Linked DNA regions of Homo sapiens: region 2 is linked to region 1. A link is an interaction called in ENCODE POLR2A ChIA-PET data of the cell type or tissue named here. Cell type or tissue: PC-3. All regions are shown on one strand.

The links. Peaks named below come from ENCODE experiments on the same cell type or tissue, not always from the same donor. Only the 100,000 strongest peaks of a DNase experiment are listed, where the experiment ranks them.
Region 2: POLR2A ChIA-PET joins it to region 1 with 7 read pairs; 3 of 35 experiments call an interaction of 5 or more read pairs at or near these places.

What each region holds. Positions count from the first base shown.
Region 1 is chr3:106,119,464-106,121,963 of GRCh38, reverse strand. No RefSeq gene overlaps it. Among named protein-coding and RNA genes, the nearest start is that of CBLB, 250 kb to the right of the region's middle. In PC-3, no CTCF peak of the experiment used is centred here; DNase peaks (open chromatin) are centred at 253 and 1,433; H3K27ac peaks cover 2,409 bases.
Region 2 is chr3:106,063,653-106,066,152 of GRCh38, reverse strand. The region is part of intron 2 of LOC105374026 (a long non-coding RNA gene); the gene reads left to right. Among named protein-coding and RNA genes, the nearest start is that of CBLB, 200 kb to the right of the region's middle. In PC-3, no CTCF peak of the experiment used is centred here; no DNase peak of the experiment used is centred here.

The DNA of each region.
Region 1 (2,500 bases):
AATGTTAGTATCACCTGTAAATAAGAACTATGAAAAGTCTGAGGTTTTACTCTGCTTTCAAGCTAGTATGTTAGCTTGCCACAGTTTCATAGATACTAGTAGATGGCATGAGACCCTTGGGTCAGAGACAGAGGGCATAATTATATGTTCCCATTAGTCCCCCTTGCCTCCAAAGTCCCAGGGGGTAATGCAGAATGGCTCGAGGAAATGCTGTACACATAGTAAATACGTGTCACACCTTAGGAATCCTAGGTTAAGAAAATCTCAATCTCCCGAAAGACCAGCTAGTCAACCTGCCCAACTTTTATCCTGGAGGGAAACATTATCTTTATTATCTTGGAGAGAAAACAAATCTTCCCTCTGCCCTAGACAGAGACACATACACTCTCTCTTTTCCAAGGCTATTTACCATACAAACATCCTTGAAAAGACAATAAGGAACAAAGCTATCAATACCTTTGTTCAGAAAATAGGCAGATGCAAGAACTACCTATGGATAAATGTCCCCCAACAAACTTATATTAAGGCCCCCCACTGGCCCTCTTATTGTCTACCAGATAAACTCCTGCTTTCCTCACTTATTCAACCTATGTTTGTTTATTGCTTTTTATGTGCTATTAGATTTGAAAGATTGTCAAATATTTGCAAAAACCAAGGTCTAATAGATGTAAAAGTTTCAAAAAATACTCAGGGAAAAAATTAAGAGAATTCTAATCATTTCCACAATAAGGACTTTGAGGAACTAATAGATCTTCTTAAGAGAACTTAGTTTCCCCAAGTTTCTGACAATCATGAGATCTGGATCTTTTGGGGGTCCAGGTTGCACGTATTAATATTTACTTACCAGGTGCCCCGATTTGGGGATTAAGTAAAATATAATTATAAAAAAAATTTAGTCTCTTGCTTCCATATGGCATTTTTACATCCTTTTTTTCTGATGGCAAATAATAACACACTTATACAAAGTGGCATTTAACATCAAATACATTTCATAAAACATGTTTTGATTGTATGAACTCATAAACAGATATTGAACCCTTCATATGCATGCCGGTTATATTTAAACATAAAAAAACCCATTTAATGTACAAATAGTCCCTGATAACTCTGTATAGAATCCAACTTTTTAAACAGCTGTGCAGAAGAGCTTCATAATTTAGGGTAGCAAAAGAAGATGGAAACTACATACAATTTTAGGCTTCAGGAGAATTTAGGTCAGTTAGAGGTCATTCTCCAAAATTGAATCAGAAAGGAATTCTAAACTATTGCTCAACTAGGACCCACTTTGGAAGGGTAAATTGTGCTGTACTCTATGATTTGTAGAGACCGCAGAGGGGTCCAGGTTTGGCTCACTTTCTAGCTGACCATAAAGACAACTTGGGAATAGATTGTCACAGGGACCCACTAAATGAATCACAGCCCATTTCCTGCAGCTCCTCCGTGTTTTTGAATGCCTTAGTCATCACACTCTTGGCTTATGGGAATCAGTTCCCAAAGGTCACATAGATTGCACTTCTATGGTAGTTTGATAATTTTCTGTCTACTTTAGAATAGTCGGCCAGCATTTTAAAAGTCATTTTATGTGACCGTATGGTGTGTATGAAAGAACAAGGGCTTAAAACTAGAAATCTGGACGTAAGTCTTAGTTTTGCCATTATTTGCCACTGGGCAAGTCACTGAAACTTCCTGGTCTTCTCACCTGTAGAATGGCAGGATAGGTAAAGAGGTTATGATTCATGACCAGTAAAGGCTTTTCCAGTCTTACCTTTGTATCATTCTATCTCATTTAAGACCTGGCCTTGTAAATTGTGTACTAGGAAGAACATATCTAGGCACTTTGCAGCGTCTGCTGCTATTACTACTTTATCAAGTAAGTTGCTTGGTGCCCCATTCAAAAAGCATTATGGGCAGAGCTACAGAAATGTGTGTAGCTGTTTGTCAGCATGGGTAACTCCTCAGTGACACTTGGATCTCATGACTTACTTCTTTTTTCTTGGGTGACTCAAACTCTCAGGGTCATCCTCCTGGGAGACATGTCACATGGTGATATAAAGCATGCGGCAGATATCATCAGTTTAACCAAAAGGTAAAGGAAAAATACAATCATCTTCCAGTCCACTCATTCTGAATCTTCTCACAGCATCAAAGGAAAGCTCAAAGATGGATTTCTTGCAATTTTCCCCCTTGACAGTGTGGGATACTTCAGTCAGATGAATAATACATGCAGTTGCAAGGAACACAATTTTAAAAGAATCTGGCATTTACAAAGCAGCTTTACTTCTGGAAAGAGTAAAGCCTTTGAATACTCTGTCAGTTTGAAAAGAGGTTCTGTGTCACCCTATCAGGTCACACAAACCATCTGATCAAGTGCCATTTGATGAAAGCATTTATTAATGTCAGAGTAAGAAAAATCAGCTTGAGGGATGGAAAAAGCCTAGAGGATTTATTTTTAAACCTTTAGGAATGAAAAGGAGTGGGGAGATTTCTGTTTCTAGAATGA
Region 2 (2,500 bases), 56 kb after region 1:
TAAAGACATGCAATGTTTGTCTTTCTGTGCCTGACTTCTTTCCCTTAACATAATAATCTCCAGCTCCATTCATGTTGCTGCAAATAGCTGGATCTCATTCTCTTTTAAGGATGAATATTTACTCTTTTAAGGATAAATATTTACTCTCTTAAAGATGACTATTTACTCTATTGTGTACATGTACCACATTTTCTTTATTCATTCATCTGTTAATGGATGTTTCAGTTGTTTCCAAATCTTAGCTATTGTAAACAGTGCTGCAACAAACATAAAGGTTCAGATATCTCTTCTACTGACTGATTTTCTTTCTTTTAGATATATACCCATCAGTGGGATTGCTGGATCATATGGTAGCTCAGTTTTTAGTTTTAGGTTTTTTTTTTGTTTGTTTTGTTTTTGTTTTTGAGACAGAGTTTTGCTCTTGTCACCCAGGCTGGAGTGCAATGGTGTGATTTTGGCTCACTGCAACCTCCACCTCCGGGTTCAAGTGATTCTCCTACCTCAGCCTGCTGAGTAGCTGAGATTACAGGCATGCGCCACCACGCCCAGCTAATTTTTGTATTTTTAGTAGAGACAGGGTTTCACCATGTTGGCCAGGATGGTCTCAATCTTTGACCTCGTGATCTGCCCGCCTCGGACTCCCAAAGTGCTGGGATTAATGGCGTAAGCCACTGCGCTGGGCCAGTTTTTAGTATTTTTGAGGAACCTCCAAACTGTTCTGCATAGTGGTTGTACTAGTTTACATTCCCACCAACAGTGTACAAGGGTTCCCTTTACTGCACATCCTTACCAGAATTTATTATTGCCTGTCTTTTGAATGTAATCCATTTTAACTAGGGTGAGATGATATCTCATTGTAGTTTTGATTTGCATTTCTCTGATGATAAATGATTGTTGGACACCTTTTCATATGCCTGTTTGCCATTTATATGTCTTATTTTGAGAAATGTCTATTCAAATATTTTGCTCATTTTTTAATTGGATTATTAGATTTTTTTCCTATAGAGATATTTGAGGTTCTTATATATTCTGGTTATTAATCCCTTCTCAGATGGGTAGTTCACAAATATTTTCTCCCATTCTGTGTGTTGTCTCTTCAATTTGTTGATTGTAACCTTTGTTGTGCAGAAGTTTTTTAACTTGATGTGATCCCATTTGTTCATTTTTGCCTTGGTTGCCTGTGCTTGTGGGGTGTTGCTCAAGAAATCTTTGTCCAGACCAATGTCCTGGATATTTTCTTCAATGTTTTCTTGTAGTAGTTTTATAGTTTGAGATATTAGATTTAAATCTTTAACCCATTTTATTTGATTTTTTAATATGGTGAGAGACAGGGGTCTAGTTTCATTCTGCATCTGGGTATCTAGTCTGGCACTATTTATTGAAGAGACTGTCATTTCCCCAATGTATGTTCTTGGCACTTTTGTCAAAAATGAGTTCACTGTAGGTGTGTGGATTTTTTTCTGCATTCTCTATCCTGTTCCATTGGTCTGTATGTCTGTTTTTACACCAGTACCATGCTGTTTGGATTATAATAGCTCTGTAGCATACTTTCAAGTCAGGTAATGTGATTCTTCCAGTTTTGTTATTTTTGCTTAGCTTCATTTTGGCTATTCTGTGTCATTTGTGGTTCTATGGAAATTTTAGGATTGTTTTCTCTAGTTCTGTGAAGAATCCCATTGGTATTTTGATAGGGATTGCATTGAAACTGTATATTTCTTTGGGTAGTATGGACATTTTAACAATATTTATTCTTTCAATCCAATAACATGAAATAATTTTCCATTTTTTTGTGTCTTCTTCAATTTCTTTCATCGGTGTTTTATAGTTTTCATTATAGAGATCTTCCACTTATTTTACTAATTCCTTGGTAAGGAATTATCACATTATAAATGAGATTACATTTTTAATTTCTTTTTCACATTATTCGCTGTTGACATATAGAAATGTTACTGATTTTTGTATGTTGATTTTGTATCCTGCCACTTTACTGAATTTGTTTATCAGTTCTAATAGCTATTTTGTGGACTGTTTAGGTTTTTCCTAATACAAGATTACGTCATCTTGTATTAGGATACAACAAGGATATTTGATCTCTTCCTTTGCAATTTGGATGCCCTTTATATCTTTCTCTTGTCTGACTTCTGTAGGTGGGACTTCTGGTATGATGTTGAATAACAGCGATGAAAGTGAGCATCCTTGTGATGTTCCAGATCTTAGAAGAAAGGCTTTCAGTTTTACCTCATTCAGTATAATACTAACTGTGGGTCTATCATATATGGCTTTTATTATGTTGAGATATGTTCCTTCTATACCAGTTCTTTAAGTTTTTTTAATCACAAAGCAATGTTGAATTTTTTCAAATGCTCTTTCAGCATCAATTTAAATGATGATATGGTTTTTATCCTTCATCCTGTTGATATGATGTATCACACTGATTGATTTGTGTATGTTGAACTATACTTGAATCCCAGGGATAAATCCTACCTGGTCATAATGAATG